3 separate regions of the Homo sapiens genome follow, and all the other regions are linked to region 2. A link is a loop called in an ENCODE intact Hi-C map of the cell type or tissue named here. Cell type or tissue: MCF 10A. All regions are shown on one strand.

Region 1 (8,000 bases), 250 kb after region 2:
TCAACTAAGAGGACAATTAGGAAGTTAGGGGAGACTTAAAGGTGCCTTAGACAAGAGTGTGGCATTCAAGGTAGTGAAAAATGCTTGAATTTGAGGGTAGAATCAGGATTTGCAAACAGACTGGTTGTGTGGTGAGAGGGAAAGAGAGAATTCTAGGATGATGTCAAAGATTTTGCCCGAATAATGGAAGGACAAAATTTTCCATGATCTGAGCTCAGAAAAATCTGTGGATAAAGCAAGTTTTTATGAGATAAATCAGAAGTTTACTTGTAGGCATCTTAAATTTGAGTAGCCAGTAACACGTATTAGAGCAAAGTCAAATAGCAGTTAGATAAAGGAGTCCGTAGCTCATGGGAGACATCTGGACTCTATAAATATTTGAGATTTTCTGGAGAGTATGAAAAAGCCCCCAAGACTATACAAGATCACCTAAGAAGAGAATGCAGAGAAAGAAGAGCTGAAACTGAAAAGTGAAACTGTTAGGCACTTCTACATTTAATTGCTGGGGTAAGGAAGAGAAACCATTCAAAGAGATTGAGACAGAGTGTCCGATGAAGAAGGGGAAGAGTCAGGGTATTCTGATTTCATGGAAGGCAAGGGTTTTGAGGCAGGGAGGAATCAGCCCTAAGAAATGCAGTCCATCAAATAAGATGAGCCCTGGAAGGCTTGCATTGGATTTAGCAATGTGGAGAACTTGCTATATGGTGACAGTGACAAGAGTTAACCAGTGTTCATGACAGTGGTGAAAGCCTGATGGAGTGAGTTCAATAGAAACAAAGGCATATTCATTATTCTTTCCAAGGAGTTGCTGTTAACTCCTTGAAATGAGGCTGTGTTGACAATTGAAAGGTTTTTTTTTCTTATTAATACTTCAAGTTCTGGGTTACATGTGCAGAATATGCAGTTTTGTTACATAGGTATACAGTGTCATGGTGGTTTGCTGCACCCATCAACCCGTCACCTACATTAAGTATTTCTCCTAATGTTATCCCTCCCCTTTCCCCCCGCCCCCCAACAGGTCCCGGTGTGTGATGTCCCCCTCCCTGTGTCCATGTGTTCTCATTGTTCAACTCCCACTTATGAGTGAGAACATGTGGTGTTTGGTTTTCTGATCTTGTGATTGTTTGCCGAGAATGATGGTTTCCAGTTTCATCCATGTCCCTGCAAAGGACATGAACTCATCCTTTTTTATGGCTGCATAGTATTCCATGGTATATATGTGCCACATTTTCTTAATCCAGTCTATCATTGATGGACATTTGGGTTGGTTCCAAGTCTTTGCTGTTATGAATAGAGCTGCAGTAAACATGCATGTGCATGTGTCTTTATCATAGAATGATGTATAATTCTTTGGGTATATGCCCAGTAATGGGATTGCTGGGTCAAATGGTATTTATAGTTCCAGATCCTTGAGGAATCACCACACTGTGTTTCACAATGGTTGAACTAATTTATACTCCCACCAACAGTGTAAAGGCATTCCTATTTTTCCGCAACCTCTCCTGCATCTGTTGTTTCCTGACTTTTTAATGATCGCCATTCTAACTGACTTGAAATAAAATCCTAGAAGAAAACCTGGGCAATACCATTCAGAACATAGGCATGGGAAAAGACTTCATGTCTAAAACACCAAAAGCAATGGCAACAAAAGCCAAAATAGACAAATGGGATCTCATTAAACTAAAGAGCTTCTGCACAGCAAAAGAAACTATCATCAGAGTGAACAGGCAACCTACAGAATGGAAGAACATTTTTGCAATCTATCCATCTGACAAAGGGCTAATATCCAAAATCTACAAAGAACTTAAACAAATTTACAAGAAAAAACAACCCCATCAACAAATGGGGAAAGGATATGAACAGACACTTCTCAAAAGAAGACATTTATGCAGCCAACAGACATATGAATAAATGCTCATCATCATTGGTCGTTAGAGAAAGGTTTTTGAAAGATAGAATTGTGGGGCAATATCCCTGAGTAAGCTAAAGGAATGGACTTCGTCCTCAAGTGAAGAGAGGTGATTAAAGAAGAGAAAACTATTGTATTTCAGAAGAGGCAAAGTGTATTACCTTGCTATGATTGGAGAAGCATTGCCTATCTTTTGCAAGAAGCAGGTTTGCACCTTTGCAATCATGTTTTTTTTTCCCTTCCCTATACCCCTATCTCACATGTAGAACAGGAAAGGCCAAAGAGATCAAAATTTAATGTCTCCTTTACTTGTTGTGACGCCTACTTTGAGACTATGTGCTTACCAATGAGATACTATTTTTTTTCTCTTTTTTAAGATTTAAAGTCCCTCTGACTCTTAAGTCCCTCTGACTCTGTCAGTTATACTTACTATAATTAACATAACTTTGAGATATTAATCTTTCCATTTTCAGATCTTTTTGCCTCTGTTTTATGGTTTTGATTTTGTTCAAATATTTGAGAATCTTTGGTTTTCTATTCATTCTTCTATTTGAGAACCTCTGCTTTTATCAAAGCCATGCTCAGATGAGAACTGCTAAAAAAGATGATGTTTTGATGTTTCTAGTTGGATATGGATCCCTGCCCTGCCTGAATTCATTATTGTGCAGGACCTTTCCTTGCCTCTCCTGCCCCAGTGCCAATTCTTACTGCATCATACTTGGGGCATATTTTGCCATGGCTAATTCCTTTGCTTGGCACAGGGGCTCCTTGTGAAAGCTCTTATGGTGGCTCTGTGATTAGTTGTTTTTTTGTTTGCTCAGTGGTTGCCTTTCCTTCAGTGTTCACTCACTGAGCATGGTTCTTCTCTATATTCACGAGAATATTTTACTTTGTATACTTGGGGTCACAGTTGCCTTTGATCATTTTGTTCTACCAATTCCACTCTCTTTCAGAAGGTCTCCAGAATTTCTCATTCATTAATATCATATTCCCATTTTCCAATTTTGTTATTCCATTCATTAATAAATTACTTTCTAAATTTGTATGAGATGTGAGGTTGGGAGAATTTGGAAGAGTATTGTCAAATGTCAGTTTTGATTATCACCCTTTTAGTTTTGTGTTACAAACTTAAAAATCTTTGATAGGCCTACATATTTTATATTTTGACTTTTTAGTGACCAGAAAAAATGCTTATATAAAAAATAATTTTAAAAAGCGTTTATTATAAAAAGTGGATTTTTCCTTTTAATCTCACTCTAATACCACTCCGTTCCTGTCTTCTCAAAGAATAACCCCTTAGGCCGGGCGCGGTGGCTCAAGTCTGTAATCCCAGCACTTTGGGAGGCCGAGGCGGGTGAATCATGAGGTCAGGAGATCAAGACCATCCTGGCCGATATGGTGGAACTCCGTCTCCACTAAAAATACAAAAAATTAGCCAGGCGTGGTGGCGGGCACCTGTAGTCCCAGCTAATTGGGAGGCTGAGGCAGGAGAATGGTGTGAACCCGGGAGGCGGAGGTTGCAATGAGCCGAGATCGTGCCATTGCACTCCAGCCTGGGTGACAGAGCGAGACTGTCTCAAAAAAAAAAAAGAAAAAAATAAAAGAGTAACCCCCCTTTATAATCTTTATTATATATTTGTACAGTTATGTAAATAAATACTTTTTATTTTTACATGCATAAGAATATATTGCACATATTTCGAAATTATTTCATTGGCAACTTTTCATGTCTATACATATAAATCTTTTCAGGTATTATTCCATTTGATATAAGGATAATAAGGTTGGAAATCTCTAGCTCATTGTCAACAGATAATAAGTGATGATAAAGAGTAAGAAGAGTAAAAAGATCACCAGTTAAAAGTGACTGAATCACATTTAATACGATAACCTTAATTAAAGCCTGATTTTGAGAGCTCACATGTGAGCTTGGACAAGTTTTCTCATCTGTAAAATGGTAAAATCATAATAATAATATTCATTTCATACAGTTGTTGTAATATATGAAATAATACATGTAAAATACCATGATTCTTGGCATATAGTAAATGCTCCAGGAATATCAGTTGTCATTTTTTTTTTAAGGCAAGAAAATAAGCTACTATATGATACTAGGCAAGAAATAAACACTTTTCTTAGGCATAATGGCATCTGGAGTAAAAGTAATATCCTAGTGTAACTCTTGAAATTCACTGAAGATGGAACATCAGGATGAGAGTAGACTAGAGTGTTCCTGCAAAGAAATACTCACCTCTGAATATCTTTTGTTTTCCCTACCACATATTGTTCTCACTATAATTGTACTTTAAAGATGGGTAGGAAATGGGGAGCCATGAGGACCTCTAGTGGTTTGGTTTCTTTGTTTTTTCTCTTAGGAGTCCACAGGCCAAATAATCGCTACCCAACATAAAAATGGAAGCAACATAAAAATGGAAGCCATAATGTCACCTCTAACAAACCTGTGGTCCTAATATTGAAAGGCGTTATAGCATATCCCTCCCTCACTCACATTTACTTAAATCAGGCATGTCTATACAGGAGGGATGCACAGCCTGTCACTATACAGGCAAGGCTTAGGTAAAGCGATGCAGTAGAACTATTTTTCACAGTGCTGGCCTCAGAGGATTGGCAACGTCTGCATTAAATATGAACCCGGAAAGTTCACCACTCAGCAGACTGGGCTGCCTCTAAGCACAAAAGAAGGTTAAAGCAACATGCTTACAACTTCATTCGTTTCACAGAGTTCTCCTAAAGAAGACCAAAACCTTAAAAAATGTACTATACTAATTTTTATTGTTTTTCTCTTGGTCTACTAGAAACAACTCCCTTAATTCATGGATTAAACTTTTGTTTGCAAAAGCACAAACCTATACAACAGTAAAATACTGTGTAGCAGTAAAAAATTCAACTTTTTAAAAAACATAAATTCTAGAATTACATTGAATGATAAATGTAACTTTTAAAAGATTGTATAGTATACCGTTTTATCAAGTTTAAAACAACTGAAATTAAACAATTTACTTTTTAAAATATGCTATATTAAGAGACCTCATGCACATACACACGCTCCCCAAAAGAATTGTCAACATAAGATTCAGAATAATGGTTACCTCCAGTTCAGGGAGGCAGGGAAACAGGATGAAGGACTTTATGAGTTCATTTAAGTTATTGTCAAGGTACTGGTTTTCCTTATAGGTGTGGTTTTATTGCATTATTAAAAATAAACAGTAACTAAAGAGAAAAGTATCATTTGTGTCATAAAACAAGCATCTGAAAAGAACAAGCCAGTTACAGGAGGCGATGTGAGATGAACCCAGAGCAGAAAGCCAGATATTAGCAGGGGATTTATTTCTAGAAAAAACAAAGGCAAAAAGGCACCACTGAAGCCTCGTTATGTCATATAGGCGACAGTCTCTACTATAAACAAGTGACTTGACAACTATTTTAAATAATTTTCAAGAAGCAAATTAAAGAAATGTTCATTCGTATTAATAAATAGAATCATCCTTAAACCCAACGTTTCTAAAAGAAAACCTGTGTGGCTGTAGGGGCTGTGGATTTTCTTGGTTGATCCTTTCAATCAGACAAATAAAGAGGTTATTTATTAGCAAGTGTAGCAAGTACTTCAACACACGCTAAGGCTGTTGGTATCTACAGTCCAAATAGTTGGTGAGCAGGGTTCAGGGACAGTTATTTGACAGCTGTGAGTGGAGCATTGGTTTCCATCCATGAAACTCATGAAGAGTGCTGAGGAGTAGCCAAATAAATGTGAGGTAAACATGTGATAACCCTGTCTCCAATCTTTACAAAATTAAAGGATTTGGCTTAAGAGTGGTTAGGATGGCTCTATGCTCCTTGGAATTCCTCAGGACCTGGGTCACTGTCTCTATTTTATTGATGATTAAATTGAGAACTGGAGTGTTTTGTAAGCTGGTCAAGGCGTGGCAGACACAGAGCTTAAGCAGTAAGCTCAAAGGTAACTCTTTGGGCCAAGTAGGGTGTCCCCAGCACCAGAGTCTGTGTTTGGTTTTTGGCCTAGCTTTATTATGCCATCTTAAGAAAAAATGCCTCAGTCAAGTCCCTGTAGGACCCTATCTGTCCCTGTCTGTCCTTGTCCATCCCTGCAAATCTCTGCTAGTTTCTGCTAGTCTCTGCTAGTCTCTACTAGTCTCTACTTTTGTACCTCTTTAGGGCACTGACCTTATATTGCTAGTCTTTGCTAGTCTTTATCTATCCCTTTCTGTCCCTATGGTATCTGTTAGTTCCCACAAGTTCCTGCAAGTCCCTGTCTTTCCCTGCCTATCTCTATTTGTCTCTACTTATCTCATCTCTTATCTCTTACTTATCTCTATTGTCTCTATTTATCCCTGAAGGCCTCTTCAGGTCCCTTCAAGTCTCTTCAAGTCTCTGTTTGTCCCTGATAGTCCCTGTTCAGGTGCCACTTGTGGCTGACTGCCCCGGTTACTACTTGAGACGAGCATTACAGCAGTTACTACTGTTACTGCTTGAGACCATCATTACAAGACTGAATGAAGGGACGAACGTAGAAATGATAACACAAAACAAAAGAAACTATTTTAAAGAAAAGGCTAGCATGGGAAAGAAGAAGAGAGCTCCCTGCTTCTAGTGAGCAAAGGCAGTCCCCCTGAGCTTCCACAGCCCTTCTTATTTATTGGGTAACAAGAGCAAGGAAGAGGAGGTAATGATTGGTCAGCTGCTTAATTAATCACAGGTTCATATTATTACTAACAGGCTTCAGATGTACCTAATCACAAGAAACGTTTGTGTGGCCTCCAACATCCATAGTCATTTATCTAGATCCCAGAAAAATAAACACATCATGTAAAAAGAAATGTGGCAGGGCGCGGTGGCTCACGCCTGTAATCCCAGCACTTTGGGAGGCTGAGGCAGGCAGATCACGAGGTCAGGAGATCGAGACCATCCTGGCTAACATGGTGAAACCCTGTCTCTACTAAAAATAAAAAAAAATTAGCCAGGTGTGGTAACAGGCACCTGTAGTCCCAGCTACTCGGGAGGCTGAGGCAGGAGAATGGCGTGAAGCCAGGAGGTGGAGGTTGCAATGAGCCAAGATGGCACCACTGCACTCCAGCCTGGGTGACAGAGTGAGACTGTGTCTCACAAAAAAAAAAAAAAAAAAAATGTATAAGTTTGCAACACAGCTTATCATTTGGTTTTTCCCTCTCTCCCTCTGCATCAAGAGTCAAATGAAATACTAAATACATTTCTGCTTCTTTCAATTCCAAGATTCTCTGACTTTTTACAAATGCCAGCAGTCACACAACTCTGGGAGAATCTTTTGATATTCACATTTATTATAATATAGAATAAAAATGCCTTTTGATTCTGCCTCTTGAACTTAAAAAGCTTGTGTGGTTAAAATTGCAAACCCAGGAAGCAAGGGATCATTATTTTGCATCACAAACTGCAATGATTTTATCCAAGGAAATATAAGGAGTGGCAGTTGTGGGGAATACATGGTGGGAGGGGGGTGTCTGGAGAGAATGAAAGAAAGACAGGGTTAAGGACAACTGATTTTATTTAGGTTTTTTTTTGTTTTTTTTTTTTTTCTATTTAAGTTCCTATGTTCGAATGATTGAGTGACTCCTGGAAACTCCGCTCTCAGGGGCAGAGAAACAGATGGCCAAGATCATCCAAAGTTCACCTAATACATTTCCCTTGTCTTCAAATCATTCCAAACAATTCGCTCGCATTGCAGAAGGGTTAGATTGGATTAAAAATAAGCTTTTTCTAATTTCGTGAACGTTCTTTAAAAAAAAAGAAAGAAAAGAAAAAGAACATTTGAAACTACACCAAGACCAAGAACTCATTTCAAATACCCATGATTACCAGTTGGGAATCTGTAATTCCAAACATTCAGTTGTGTGGGTATGGCCATTTGCTATAGACGTCAGGGATAGCCTACACATTTTGGCAATGCAGGATCTTGATACTACGTAGAATCTACAAAGTTGAACTCATAGAAACAAAGAGTAGAACAATGTTGTCAGGGGCTCAGATTGGGTAAAACAGAGAGTTGTTTGTCAAAGGGCACAAAATTTTAGTTGAAAGA
Region 2 (8,000 bases):
AGCTCTAAAATGCAAATAGAATTTTAACTATGAATCACTCTTGTCTAGTGTATTCATGAGAGTTTTTAGCTAGATCTAATAGCAACAATCATAATAGTTTATCTTGTGCTAGACACTATGCTCAGTGCCTGACAAGGTACCATTCTCACAATAAGTTTATAACATAGGTCCTTTTGTTATTTCTGCTTTACAGATTAATCTCTCTGGGCTTTAAGAGAATAAAGCCCTGAGTTTGTGAGAAAAGAAGCTGGTATATAAACCCCAGAAGTAAATCAGAGCAGGCATTTTAATAGACTCTAGCTGGTCAATTTATTTCTCTTACTAAAACTTAATCCAACCTAAATCTTTTACTTTTTTTCCTTCCAAAATTTCTACACACGGTGGCTGAGCTCTTTCCACTGGAAAGAAGAAAGGCCCAATTCTGCAATCTTTGTTCCCTTTGCCTTTCTGACTGGGCTACATTCCTATCCCCCACAATTTGCAAATTCTATGCATTTGATGACTGCGTCCTCCTACTGCTGTTGTTACTATATATAAGTCCTCCTTCTTGGGACATCCAGGGTCAGCCTCTCTGGTTGCGTTTTGTCAAAATTATCTGCCCCGATTCTTGAACTCACAGGTCACCATGAGCACGTAATGAGAGGGGCTGACAGCGCATCCCCTGAAAGCCTATCCTTGAGGATGGTTAAGCCTATTCTGGGGTGCTCTTAGGAGGACAGAAGGTACTTCAACTCTTAGCAATTAAAATGGATCCTCTCCACTTTGGGAGGCCGAGGCTGGCGGATCACGAGGTCAGGAGATCGAGAACATCCTGGCTAACATGGTGAAACCCTGTCTCTACTAAAAATACAAAAAATTAGCTGAGCGTGGTGGCGGGCGCCTGTAGTCCCAGCTACTTGGGAGGCTGAGGCAGGAGAATGGCGTGAACCTGGAAGGCAGAGCTTGCAGTGAGCCGAGATCGCGCCACTGCACTCCAGCCTGGGCGACAGAGCGAGACTCCGTCTCAAAAAAAAAAAAAAAAAAAAAAAAAAAAAAAAAAGGATCCTCTCTGCTCTAATTCCACCTCCTTTATTTTTAAATCCCATCTAGGTGTTTTGCTACAACTATGTTCCAATGGTGTGGGCTTCCTGCATTCACTCTCTTGGAACAAGAAAGGTGGGCTGTATTCGTTTGTTATTGCTACTGTTAACAAATTGCCACACCCTCAGTGGCTGAAAACAACAGAAATGTACTATCTTATAGACTGCAAGTCAGAAATCTGATACAGGTATCAGTGGGCTAAAATCAAGATGTTGGCAGAGCGGCATTTCTTTCTGGAAAGTCTAGGAGAAAATGTTTTTTTGCCCTTCCCAGCTTCTATGGCTACTCACCATTCCTTCGCTCACTGCTCTTTTCTGTCTTCAAACCCAGCACTTTCTTAAATCATATCTATCTGACAATAATTTTTCTGCCTCTTTTTTCCCTTATGATTACATTGGGCCCATCAGATAACCCCAAATAATCTAATTTTAGGGTGAGCTGATTAGCAAACCTAATTCCATCTGCGACCTTAATCCCTCCTTGTCGTGTAACATAACACAGTCACAGGTTCTGGAGATGACAATGCGAGCATTCTTTTGGGGAGCCAGTATTCTGCCTACCACACTGACCAAATCACGACTTCAAATTGCATCCCTTTACTGCCCACAATGTTTGGTTTATGAAAGCAGCAACTATGTAAGCATGGAATTCCAGGCCAAGGGATCTCCCTTATCGATCTCTTAAACAACCTACTTCCGCAGTAAACATGGCTGGTATGTTTACAAACCTCCCAGATACCCTTTGATTTTTTTTTCCCTACCAATCTATGTAATGCTTCTGGTTCCAAAACTTCTATCCTGTGAGATGTCCTTGACACCTCCACTCAACGCAAATTACTCCAGATTTCTCTGTCTTTAACATTCTTTCTTGGTATCTAGAATTTATTACACATTTCTTTCTGCCCAACAGCAACTATTTCATAGATTTCTTAATTTTCTCTGTGATACGGGCATTTTGCTACTTTGTTATGTATTTTTTCTTTTTCCCTTAGTAATGTGCATTTTTTTTTTTTTTTTTTTTTTTTTTTTTGAGACGGAGTCTCGCTCTGTCGCCCAGGCCGGACTGCGGACTGCAGTGGCGCAATCTCGGCTCACTGCAAGCTCCGCTTCCCGGGTTCACGCCATTCTCCTGCCTCAGCCTCCCGAGTAGCTGGGACTACAGGTGCCCGCCACAGCGCCCGGCTAATTTTTTGTATTTTTAGTAGAGACGGGGTTTCACCTTGTTAGCCAGGATGGTCTCGATCTCCTGACCTCATGATCCACCCGCCTCGGCCTCCCAAAGTGCTGGGATTACAGGCGTGAGCCACCGCGCCCGGCCAGTAATGTGCATTTTTAGCTTCTTTTAGTCTCTAATGTCTAATGCAAAGTTTTGTTCATTTTTGCCTACGTATTTTTCTCACACTCATGTCACATACAAATATTTGCTTTAAAAAAAGAAGTTCATCAGAGTACTTTATAATTAGTTGAATAATCCATAATCCTTGGTCAATTACCTCTGTTCTCATTATTTTACCATCCTTTCTAAGAGAAGCCTTTGATAGAAGTCTTTCTTGATAAAAAAAATTCAGCTCCTCAATCTAGCATCTACAAATAGCCAGGATTCTTCAAGAGCTTGCAATACTGTTTGTAACACTATGCTAAGAACTCGACATGTCTTATTAGGACCAGAAAATTCTAAATTATATACTCTTCTTTCTCTTCTCAACTTGTAGTCAGTTTGACTTTGAGTTGCAAAGAGTTCAGGTAACTTACTTGTGTTCACATAGCAAATTAGGGCCAAAACTGGCTTGATCTGAGCTCCTGATCACAAACTCCAAAGTCGTTAGCAATAAGGTATAGGTCTTGGCTCTCTGAGGTTCTCACTTCATTTGCTCAACCACCAGCCTGAGGAACCATGCAAATCACATCTATTAAAACACAAACTGTCTTTCCAATTCAATTCAATAAGTATTTATTGAATGTATGCCGCATTCCAGGTGTCATTTACCTGTGATTCTGCAATGTTTATGCCAACTCAGCCTTAGAGCATTATACACTTTCTTCAGAAGAGAATGTGATCTGAGATCAAATATAGAAGTCATTAATGTCAAGGACATTCTTAAAATTGCTATCGATGCAAAAGCTTTCAAAACATACTGTATAGATGTTGATAAGAAGATAAAAAAGATAAACTTGATTTGAATAAAGGAAAATCAGCAGCAGTTGTTTTGTCAGTTCTTCTCAGAAAGCAGTTGTACTTAACATGGAGCAATATGTCCCAGAGATGTTTGCATAGAGTGGAAATTAATACCATAAAAGCTACTGGGATCCTTGGTAATGGAAAGCTAAGATGTAAGAAAGGGGTATAGAGGAGAAGCGGGGAAGGAATCAATGTGAACAGTTATCTTGAGAGATGGTTAATTTTTTGTCTATGTGTGTCACACATAGACACACATATAGCACTTATGTTCTGGGGCTTATATTTTTTAGAGACAGTGTTACTTCTGCTTTCAAGGGATGGTGTAATATTAACTCAATCCTTTGGCTTCTGGTCATGTCTCTTTAGAAAGACAACAAAAGACAGACAGTGAATATAAACTAACAAGGGATCCTCTGAAGCACTGAGCCCAGAGCTCGTGTTATGAACCTGAGAGGGCAGAGGGGGTTAACTAACTATGGCTGAAGACTGGAGCCCACCGTTCAGCATCTGCCTTTCTACTGTACTGGGGCCGTAAGAAATCTTGGGGGCCAGTCAGACACCCGAGGCTGAGTAAATTTTGCCTGTGTGCACTTTTAGAAAAATTCCAAGAGTTAGTTTTCATTTGTGAGTTCTATTAATTCCATCCTCTGACTCGTCCTTCTTCATACCTAACAGCATCCTCCAGAAGCTATAAAAATCTCTAGAGGTCCTTGAAGTAATGAGAAAGCTGATGTTTTCTCCCCCTCTCTAATAATTATACTTTGATTTCTCCACAACAGCCTTTAGTTTACAGCCAGTTGTCAGTACAACTTTTTGCAGCTTTAACCTCTCTGTGATGTGTTCTGCCCTCTCGCCTGCAGATTCGTCCTCAGCGGGCAGCATCCCCTTTGCAATTTCCCCTCTCTGTGAATTTGTCCACTAGGTGGAGCTGTAACAACTTCGCTCACAGATCACAGCGAGAGACAGATTAAATTCACTGACCACTGCTCAGTACTCTGGGGAAGCATACTGCTATAGCCCAGAATTGCAAATCAAGTGCGGAGTCAGAAAACAGGACAACAAATCCCATAACAGGAACACAATTGGAGATAACAAATTCCATGGGACAAATGCACGCTGATTCCACGAGTGAGTCCTGTGTTAGGCCTTCTAAGAATTGCTGGCCTAATTCCTGTTAGGTTTATGGTGAGTCAAAAGTCACCCTGCACCCAGGGTCAGGAAGTGGGGGCTCTGCGCCCAACTCTGCCACTCACCAGCTGTGGACTCTGATCTTTCTGAGACTCCATGCTCATATCTGTAAAATGAGGGAGTTAAAGGAAATTATTTTGAAGGTCACTTCCAGCTGTAACTCTGGATTTTACTATAAAATGGTAATCAAATTGTAACCTTTTTTTTTTTTTTTTTTTTACAGAAACAAGAGGGTGTGAGTGTAAGTGCCTTTGCCTTAAATCTTGCTTCTGAGTTAAAAAATTCATCTATGTCTATCCATACCTACATTGATAAACAGGCGTGAAGGTGAATGTTTTTCTCCACTTTTAATTAACATTTTTAAAAAAGGATCAAGTAAGGGATTCCTACTGTAAATGTGAGATGTTGATTTTGAAAGTTAAAGACAAAAGAGTGGCCTTCCATGAGGAAATTCACTCACCAACTTCTCTCCTTCAAATAAGCTTTCCGAGCAAATTTAATTCATTGAGTTGAATGTTGGCTGGGTGTAGTGGCTCATGCCTGTAATCCCAGTGCTTTAAGAGGCCGAAGCAGAAGGATTGTTTGAGGCCAGGAGTTCAAGATAAGCCTAGGCAACATAGCAAGACCCCACCTCCACACACAAAAAAAAATTAAAAATAATAATAAGCCAGGTGTGGTGCATGCCTGTAGTCCTAGCTACTCAGGAGGCTCAAGTGGGAGGATTGCTTGAGCCCAGGAGTTCCAGGCTGCAATAAGCTATGATTGCACAACTGCATTCCAGCCTGGCTGACAGAGCAAGACCCTGTCTTTTAAAAAAAGAAAAGAAAAAGGAAGAAAGAAAAGAAAAGAGAAGAAAAGAAAAAGAAAAAAGTCTACACCTTTATTCATACAGGACTTTGCATGTCAACATTCTTTTTTATTGTGATGAATTAACACCACTGGATTGCAGATATGGCATAGTTTCCTTCTCATTGAGAAATGTGAATATCCCCTATTTACAGTTCATTTAGGACTTATGTTTCATGCTTGTGCCTCAGTTTTACATCCTGAAACAAATTCCTTTATTTTTAAAGCATCCAGCCTACTTTGGAGAAAATTTCTCTGTAACCAGAATGAATACATCTTTTGTCAGCAGAGATCAAAAATTGACACTTGCCTTCCTCTCCTGTCTAAAATCTTTTGTTCCTCTCCCCAGCCCATGGCACTGAAAACTGATCATTTTAATCTGCTCTTTGTAAAACATTAATTGGATATACAGAAGCACAGAAAACGTAATAGGTATTATTTTATGATGGAAAGGGCATCAGAGATCATTCAGTTAAACCTTTTTATTACACCAATGAGGAACTGAAGACCCAGAGGTTAAGTGGCTTACCCAGAGTTATTCAGTGAATAAGTGAAAAATAAAGATTCTTCTAGAAGGAATCTCAGATGAACAAAAGGCAAGCTAAATCTATTGTTTATTTTCCCTACCTATGTAATCTTAATAGTCTGACACGAGGATAACTTTGTGTCTCTAAATTGGGATCACCTATTCTGAGGCTGGCAAGTAGAATCAATGCAGACCAATGTCTAAGGTGTGTCTGGTTGTCTGATAAATGTACTAGGGCATTGTCTTCCAAAATGTATTCTGTGGCAACTAATCCAAAGCAAAGGCCCACCAAAAGGGCTCTCCGTCAAGTACATTTAAAAAGACTCTCTCCTTGACCAAACTTTAGTTAGGGTTCTCTGAGCTCTCTTCTCGAGTATGCCTGGACCTTGGTTCCACTCCTGTCTTCTGTCCACCCAGTTCTGTTGTAGCAAGAATCCTGCTAAGTTGGTTTAGCAAGAATTCCAAGCCAGGGCAACATAGTAAGACTCTGTCTCTACAAAAAATAATAATAATAAATTAAATTAGCTGGGCTTGGTGGAATGTGCTTATGGTCTCAGCTACTTAGGAGGTTGAGGTGGGAGGATTGCTTGAGCCCGGGAAGTTGAGGCTGCAATGACGCATGATAGCACCAGTGGACTCCAGCCTGGGTGTTAGAGTGAGACCCTGTCTCATAAAAGGAAAAAAAAGCAAGAAAGAATTCTCTACCTTTGTTATCTGATTACCCTGGCCCTGGCCTGATTTCAGCAATAATCTTGCTAAGACCCTTGATGTCTCATCTTCGTGCTTTTTCGTTCACTGACCCTCTCACTCTGCTTGTTGGCTATAAATCCTAAGATACCTCTCCTATATCAGAAGCTGAACTCAATCTCAATCCCCTGTCACAATGCCCCCATTGCAATACTCTAGAATCTTGAATAACCCTTCCTTATCATTTTAACAGATGCCAGACTAATTTTTTCTTTAACAAAGTACAATGAAATACTACATATTGTACTTTACAGAGAATCCATTACACATATACCACATTGATGTCTCTAAGAAGTTTGACAATAGAGAAAACTGTTTCACACAATTTAAACCACCACTGCCAAATCGTCTGCATTTTTGAAGGATTATATATTAACCTGCATGTGACTGAGTTCTCATATAATTCATTTTGTAATCAAAACCAGCTCCATTTCTCGTGTCACTATCATCAGCTTCTCATTTTTCTAAGTCTGCATACCCCAGTGGAGAACACAGAAAGGAAGATGGAGGCAGGATGGCCAGGATTTCTCTCTGCTTGTGAGAAAGCATGATACCCAAGCTGCTTACATGTTCCCAAGGAAGCATGTCTCATGACAGGAAATGAACCTGTAACCAGGAACCTAGGTATGTAAACTGAAGAGAGAAATGGAAATACACCATGTTGATTCAGAGTCTTCTTGCATTCTCTGGCTTACAGACCTGTATATTTTGAGGTCATGCAGGTCAGGAAGAGGAAAGAGAGCAAATGTAGTGGAAAATGTGTGGTGTGGTTTCTTACTCTGCATCCTTTCAGTTGTGTGATCTTGGTGTAGTCACATGCCTTATATGAGGCTCTATGACATCAGCCAAATGGGAACGCTTGGGCCTGATCTTCCTGCCTCAGGGTCTTTATGAATTCAAAGGATATAGAGGATGGGAAAGTTGTGTATAGTGCTTCACAAACATAAGCACCTATGCTTATTGTTGTGTAAGATAGATGGCAAAATTATAGTTTCATTCTTTTTCGAATTTACTCTGAGGTGGAAATTTTGCCTTATGTTATTTAGGCAGAATACTTACTATTAGATACATAGGGTTAGAAAGAATGCTTCCTTGTAATTGAATGAAATAAAACAGTGGAGGCAGAGGAATACGTACTAGACCCGATCCACTAAATTAGAAGAGCTGCTAAGGGTTGTATAAAACCATATCATCATCCCATTTTGTGGCTGAAAAATATATTTAATATGCTACAGAAAACCGTGCTAGAATAGAAATTTCATCCATGTGTAGCCTCGAAAAGACCTTAAAGAATACCTTTTAAAAGCTTATGATTAAATAGCTTCTTTTCATCAAAGTCAATGTAAACCAAAGGGTATCTGAGTCAAGTCTCAGTCAATTTAGGAATTTTATTTTGCCAAGGTCAAAGACACACCCATGGCACAGCTTTAGGAGG
Region 3 (8,000 bases), 1.6 Mb after region 2:
ATCTTTAACACCAGCTAAACTAGTTTACTTAGTAATTTCAAATACCTGGTGTTTCGTATCGTGGAATCACACTATTTTTTACATACAAATAATTTTGGTAATTATTGCTATGCCTCTGTAATGTTCACTGTTGCTACATATTTTGTATATACGCCATCAAGGCAGTCATTAAACGATGTCTCAGCTGGGCTACTGTAAATGAATACCATGGCCTAGGTGGCTTATAAAAAACATAAATTTTCCTTGCAGAGTTGGAGGCTGGGAAGTACAAGATGGGTGTCTGGTGGGGGCTGACATCTTGGTTTCTCTTGCTGTCTCCTCACCAGGCAGAAGGGGTAAGGGAGTTATCCAGGGTCTCTTTTGTAAAGATACTAATTCCATTCGTAAGCACTCTGTCCTCATGACCCAGTCACCTCCCAAAGGCCCCACCTAGTAACACCAATCTACTGGGGGTGAGGTTTCAACGTATGAAGGCAGAGGGCATAAACATTCAGTCTATAGCAAATGGTAGTGCTGTCATTCATGTTGAAAAATGCTCCTTAAAATCACTAACATGAAAAAGCAGGTTACATGTGATGATAATTTTGTGAGAAGGATCTGACAACCACTAATGTAGCTTATATTATTCATTTAGATGAGTAGCCTCTATAAAATATTACAAATAATATTGAGAAAATTAAAAGTGTATATAAAACAAATATGTGCTACTAATGGTTGCAGATCTATATTCCTATGGGAAAATTTACCTTTAATTGCATGAGTTTTGAAATATGTGAGGTCTTCAGGAATTGCAATTTGTATAAAAATGACCTACTTATGGATTAGTATTTGAAAACCACTGCAAAGCTGATGGCCAACGATTTGCCAAGTTGGCCACTATGGGCCATTTTTACAGGCATTGATTATTTGGACAGAAGTGGAATAATTGTCCTACTATTCTACTCAGAAAACATCAGCAAAGGGATACAGGACCATAATGTCGATCAACATGGGAAGAAAAATTTGTCTGGTGATTTCCAGGGAAAGCCATTCCCATTGTAGTCTACAAACAATAAGAGTTGGGCAAAGCTGTGGTTCTGAAACTGTCGTGTGATGGTAAATGTTTCAAAATGTACTCTGGGATTGGAAGAGCCCTGATTTACAGCATTTGCCCCATTTTCATATTGCATATACTCCTACCATGACCAATTTCAGGCTGAAGTCAAGTAACTCATGAAATTCCTGAAAATTTAACAAGTAACCTTTCTAAGGTGGTGCTAGCTGCCTATAACATACCATGGAAGGGATCTATAGGCAATAGATCTCTATAGAAATATGGCCAGTCCTTAATTATCCAGAGGCACATCAAGCCTTTTGCGAGCTAATGAAAATTACAATTCAGAACCTTCCTGCATTTTTTGGTAATTCAGAGGCACAAAATATAAGACTCTCCCCTTTCTTTTCTTAGCCAGCTCTCTTTTTTGTCTATACATCAATGTCGCTGTCACAATATTTGATTTGGGTATGTAACCAATAGTCTTCAGCTATCTATCTCGGTTCTTCTAAGAGCAGGAGAAAAATGTGTATGGGGCTTCCAATTAAGTAGAGTTGACATTCTGATTTGATTAGCAATGATGGACCCTGGGATTAGATTAGAGATTGGCAATACATATGGTGTCACTTGGAGCAGAGGAGGAAGACTAAGGGACCCGATGAATGAATAAGATGAATTCACTGCAGTTGACTTAGCAGCAGACAGATTTGCCTTATTGTACAGACATAGATCTTAGGCACAGGGCTTTCCGCATATTGCCTGGAACTGTAACCACAGCAGTGTATTTTCATCTTGTCCCTTTCTTTAGTCATAAGTTTTTTTGCTTGCCAATCTCCTGGCCTGGATTTTGATTACCTACCATCCCTTCCGAATATATTTCTTTCTCCTTCTTTCCTAGATTATTTATATAGTTCTCTCTAGGAATTTTTCATCTTCTAGAATAAGATGGAACAGAGGTGCTGCCTTCCCTAGAAATTTTCTTCCCTCATTATAACTGTACATCCATCTCTATCTGCCCTTCAAGATGCAGTTCATATAGTGCTTCTTGCCCCCTGCTAAAGCTAGGCGAGCTTGCTCCCTCTGAACTTACTTAGCAGTGATTCACAACCTTCATTGTGCATGGACATCACTTGAGAAGCTTTTGAAAAATAATAATTGTTTAGGGCCCACCAGAGATTTAGAATTAATTGGTGTGGGGCAGGATGTGAGTTTTGATATGTTTTCGAAAAGTAGCTTTGGTGACTCTAACGTGCGGGCAAAATTGAAGACAACTGTTTTATATTATGATATTCTCTCTCTTTGTTCCACAACTCAAATGCAGTCCAGGCTCCATAAAGTGAACAAAAGTAAGAATGGATCTTTGGGTGGAAAATAGCTTTTACATGCAACTGAAAGAGGCAGGGAGCTCCCAGGCAGCAACCATATACTGAGCCTGTGCCCTGTGGGAAGGGGAAACTCTGGAGGAAGAGTTTAGGAAGACTCAGAAACCATTTCCTGGGATCTAAAATAGTCTCGGAACTGAAAGCAATCATAGGGGATGTAGTCCAATGTCTTACATTACAGAGAAGGAATAGAGACCTGAAGAGGCTTTCCCAGTGTCCCAAGTGAATTTCCTAAGATCATGCAACCTGTGGTTGAAGGGCCAAAAGATAAGCTAATATTTTCAGTGTATACACTGGGCCAAGCCATTTTATACACATTAGCTTTTACTTTCAGGTATCAATGATTCTTTCCTTGTTACTACTTAATAGTATTCTATGCTGTATACCACAGTTGATTGATCTTTTTTTTAAACAGCATTATTGATGTAAATTTACCTATCATAAAGTTCACCTGTTTAAAATGTACAATTCAGTGATTTTCAATGTATCCATAGAGTGGTAGAACCGTCTCCATAATCTAATTTTAGAACTTACTTTTTATCACCTCAAAAGGCAAGCTTGTACTCATTATTCCTCACAGTAATCACAAGAGGTAGGTCCAGTGTTACTTTCCTTCGTGATAGGACTAACAGAGGTTCAGTCGCTTGCTCAATGTCATACACCTAGTAAAGGCTAGAGCCAGAATGGAAAGCGAAGGCAGTCACATTTCAAAGTCCCCATTAGAACTCCACCCAGGCCAGCCTTGCTTCCACCTACTCTATGGGAGGGAATTCAGTTCAGACAAAAAGTAATTGGATGGATTTTTTTCACAGATTATTTATGGGGAAAGGATCACCAGGAGGAAGAAGGAACAGAGGCAAGTGTCAGAGTCTTTCAATCTTGAGTCATGTTGTCCAGATTGCTGTGTGCCCTCTTGCAAGTCTGACACTTACATTCCACATTGTCTGTCTGCTATTTAGTCTCCTCTTCTGCAGTGCAACATCCTTGAGTATGAGGGCCATAAATTATGCACCACTGTCTCCCCATCATACCTAACATTATATTTAGCCTGAATACTAGGTTTCCGTAGACATCTAAAACAATGAATTATTCCCGGAATGGCTACAGTATAGCAGCCAGATAGCAGATATCTTAGATATTCCCATCATTAAAAAATTACTGGGGGCCAGGCATGATGGCTTATGCCTGTAATCCCAGCACTTTGGAGGCCAAGGCCCTTGGATCACTTGAAGCCAGGAGTTTGAGACCAGCCTGGTCAACATGGTGAAACCCCTGTCCCTACTAAAAATACAAAACTTAGTCATGTGTGGTGGTGCACATCTGTAGTCCCAGCTACTTGAGAGGCTGAGGTGGGAGAATTGCTTCAGCTCAGGAGGAGGAGGTTGCAGTAAGTCGAGATCGCACCACTGCACTCTAGCCTGGGAGACAGCGTGAGACCCCATCTCAAAAAAAAAAAGACACCAGTGAAGCTTTATGAAACTGTATGTATGTGATTTCACCAGTAACAGAAACATATAATTTGTTTTATCTGAATATTACATTTTCTAATAAATTATTGATATTAATTTGGTCATCAAAATGTATAACATATATACATAGATTTGTCCTATTTTAGGTTCTTTTTGAAAACTACTGACCTTCAAGTGGTAAAGTCTTTGTCATGGTTTCTTAATGAGTTTCTAAGAAAGAACCATGAGTTCCTAATATATTTGCCTCATAATTATACCTTCTGATTGTGTGTGCAGAAAAGTAAGTGGCCTGTAGTCACAAGTTCCAGCAGAATCCTTTGGAGTTTTAATTACACAGCACTGCCACCTAGCATCAACCACACAGACTTTTAAAACAATTATTATTAAAAAAAGAATTGAGGTTTCTCAGTATTTAAAATATTATTAAGGGGATCAGTCTGCAATCTTAAGAAGCACGGACTGAGATTACTTTAGGAAGTATTTGCAGCAGCTTCCAACCAACGCTATTTACTTGAAAACCCTTGTGATTGGGAGTGAATTGGTGTCAATGAAGAAAGGCGTTGTGAAATCTGCTGAAGAGTTTCAAATGTCAGAGCTGCATATTCATAAGCTGCAGGCACCTGTGGCCGAGCTGTGCTATCTTCCTGCAGATTCCTAGCGCTGCAGTGTTTGGAAGGGCAATGGAAGTGGTTTCCAAATGGCATTGTTTATTTGCATATGAACCTCCTATATATATAAAATGATAATATATATGTAATGAGTGATATATATATATATATATATATAATATATGTGATATGTGAGACAGATATATATATATAAAAGAAAGAGAGGTGAGTGGAGAAGGTGGACGAGCAGGTTTCCTCTGCCAGCCTTGGAAGTCCATAGAAGCCGACTATGAGACGAAACAGAAGATATTAGTCCTCTTTGCCATTTCTATTGGATGTCCCCTCCATGTGATGCACAATGCTATTGCAGGACCCAGGTCTCAATCTTCACAGTTCCCAAACTGTGCTTAAAAAAACACATCAAAACAAATCAATAGTATTTAAGAGGGGTAAAACATCGCACTGAGATTGATGCTTTCCATAATGAGCCCTTTATGAGATGTAATGCCAACTGTTAATCAATAGACATGCCAGAACTGCCTCTAATACAACCTTGTAGAGTTTTTTTTAATTAATCCTTATTAAAAATATTGACTTGTTGTGACTTGCCGGGGTTGCTCCTGGCTCTGTTTTTTATCCTAATTAGGAGGTTATGCTGCACTGCTTAGGCTGAAGATAATAATGTAATGATTGTTGTCTTAAAATCTGAGAATCAATATAAGATCCTATCAAATTGTGCCAAGTGTCACAATTATGAATATTGCTTGAGAATTTAAAAGCTTTATGAGAGCGGGAATTTTTTTAATTTTTAAATTTTTTTTCCCCTCCTGGTTGCTTATTTCTACACTTTTCTCAGAATTAGGTAGGCTCAAAAAGTTTTTGTGTTTTCATAAGGGCTTTCTCCAAACATTGTATTTTAACATGCTATCTTGTGAGGGAGCTGCCGTCTTCTGGGTTTCAGTTGTTTAAAAGGATCCCCTCTCTCCAACTCCACACATCTCAAAAGACATTTGTGCCTTAACAGCTTGGCAAAGTTCTAGCATGAAAGGAAAAATGAAGCATCTGAAGATCTTTCCAGGGGTGTTACTAAATGAAAGACACACAAGAAAAGAAAAAATAAATGAATAAAAGAAAACAACTTGTTGCTTTTCCAAGAGACCCAAAATGTGACAGTTGGGAAGAATGTAATAATAATGAGAAGTATAATGGTAATTAAGATACACATAGGACTTCCTTAGGCAAAACAAGGGTATCGTTTTCAGTTCTTGATGTATATGAACTTCTTCAATACTCATTGTGGTCCTAGAAGAATTGCACTCTAATTATTCCTGTTTTACAGATGAGCCAGTTGAGGCACAGAGAATTGAATTTACTTGCCCAATGTCACATAGGAAGTAGCAAAGATTGTAAAGCCAATCCTCTGGCTTTTTTGGGTCTGTCTGTGCTATTAATCACTGTACATCAAATCAGATAATTAACTGTCTGTCAAATCAGAAACACAGCCTCTTCTCTTTGAGATTGAAGAAGTTAGGTGGGGCTCAACAAATTGAAATAACATTTCTCAAGTCCTCAGCCAATAGTAAACTGTTGGATATGCAGGGCATAGAGGCTCATGCCTGTAATCCTAGCGTTTTGGAAGGCTGAGATGGGAGGATCACTTGAGCCCAGGAGTCCCAGGCTGCAGTGAGCTATGATGGCGCCATTGTGCTCCAGCTTGAATGATAGGGTGAGACCCAATTTCAAAACAAACAAACAAACAAACAAACAAACAAGCAAAACAAAACCAACCAAACAAAACAAACAAAACGTGGATACCCCTATGTTAACAGATACTACAAATCTTGATCCCTTCTAGCCTCCCTGTTGAAGTTGTTACCCCTGAGGGTGATCAGACCAGTGCTAACAGGCAATACTGTGCAAAGCCAGGGAGTCTCAGCCTCCTTGTGACCAGCTCTTTACAGGGCCATTGTTCTTATGAAAATTAGGGAGGGATGTTAATGGAGGGAAGCTCCACTGTTTAGCCCTATGTTTGTGAATAAGGAAAATGTTTTCCTTCTATAGCCTCTTTAGAGACAATTAAGCATTAGCTTTTGTTGGATGCTAAATTATGAGTGAATTTAGTTTAAAGTATGTGAACCATGCACCCTTTGAAATTTGCCTGAAAAGGCTCATTATAAAACTAATGCTATGAAAAAGCACTCCCTTTCAGATTAGGGAAAGCACCTGAATAGTTTTCATAAGTGGCTGCACATCGTTTGAAAGCATTCTAGTGTTGCCTGAAACGCTTTCAACACACCTTTCAACTAGGAAATTTCACATTCAGCATATCTGTAGTTCTACAAGACTTTCAATAATATTTAAATTGGTTAACTGTATTTCTTTTATATCTGTTTTAATGCTGTTATTGATTTGAGGTAGATAAACTTGATTGTGCATGAAATCTTATTTTTCCACACAAAGGAGATATGATTTGAGTATATACAGAAGAGAACCACACCTCTAAATGGACCAGGCCTCCGCAGTGCAAGGGTTTGGGTCAGATAGATATTTGCTGGCCCTTTGAACTATACTGGTACTGACACCAACATTTGTTTCCCCAAAAGTCAGTGCTGCAAAAGAGGCCTTAGAAGATACCTCTTTCTTAAGAGGTATCCTCTTGGGAGGAGACTCTTAAGTCTTGGTATGAGACTAAATCCTTCCATTAAGAACTCAAGGTTTTTAGTTTGTGTGTTTGTTCGTTTTTGGCACTTATAGACACTATGATTCCTATAGCCAATAGTGTTAGCCTCTTTCTTTTGGTCACAAGGAAGCTAAGAACCCAACTTGTGGATATTTCCACAATACAGTAGACGATGTAAAATTTTAAATTATTTTAAACTGTGTATTTTATAAGCCAAAACAAGGACATAGCTCATTTTATTTTACTGCTCACATGTATAATAAACCTATTAGATTATTAGATCCCAAATAAGAATCAATGTGTGATACCTGAAGCACTGAGCTGCAAGGGGCACCTATGTTCTTAAAGAGTTTCTGCATCACGTATAGGTGCATGACTGGTAGCGCAATCATAAGGGCCGGAGAGGACTGTATTCAAATCTCAGCCCTGCTGCATGTCAGCTTTGTTACCTTAGGCAAATTACATCATCTCTTGGACTCTTAATTTCTTTGTCTGAAAGATGAGGATGATAATACTAATCTAATAAATAAACAAGTGAATAAGAACCTCAGTCACAGCTCTTTATTGAATGCCCTCTGTGTATCATACACATTTTTTTTTTTTTAAGACAGAGTCTCACTCTGTTGCACCCAGGCTGGAGTGCAGTGGCTCAATGTCAGCTCACTGCAACCTCCGCCTCCTGGGTTCAAGCGATTCCCCTGCCTCAGCCTCCCAAGTAGCTGGAATTACAGGAGCCTACCACCATGCTCAGCTAATTTTTTGTATTTTTGGTAGAAATGGGCTTTCACCATATTGACTAGGCTGGTCTCAAACTCTTGATCTCAGGTG

Evidence for each region. A loop is a pair of places that touch in the nucleus more often than their neighbours do. Peaks named below come from ENCODE experiments on the same cell type or tissue, not always from the same donor. Only the 100,000 strongest peaks of a DNase experiment are listed, where the experiment ranks them.
Region 1: it touches region 2 in a loop (16-fold over the local background); 5 of 110 quality-filtered maps call a loop at or near these places.
Region 3: it touches region 2 in a loop (25-fold over the local background); 3 of 110 quality-filtered maps call a loop at or near these places.

Annotation. Positions count from the first base shown.
Region 1 is chr5:165,877,213-165,885,212 of GRCh38, forward strand. No RefSeq gene overlaps it. Among named protein-coding and RNA genes, the nearest start is that of LINC01938, 640 kb to the left of the region's middle. In MCF 10A, CTCF peaks have their summits at 4,246 and 4,452; no DNase peak of the experiment used is centred here.
Region 2 is chr5:165,626,237-165,634,236 of GRCh38, forward strand. No RefSeq gene overlaps it. Among named protein-coding and RNA genes, the nearest start is that of LINC01938, 390 kb to the left of the region's middle. In MCF 10A, a CTCF peak has its summit at 4,164 (motif pointing right); a DNase peak (open chromatin) is centred at 4,185.
Region 3 is chr5:167,213,067-167,221,066 of GRCh38, forward strand. All of the region lies in intron 2 of TENM2 (teneurin transmembrane protein 2), which reads left to right. Among named protein-coding and RNA genes, the nearest start is that of TENM2-AS2, 86 kb to the right of the region's middle. In MCF 10A, a CTCF peak has its summit at 4,260; no DNase peak of the experiment used is centred here.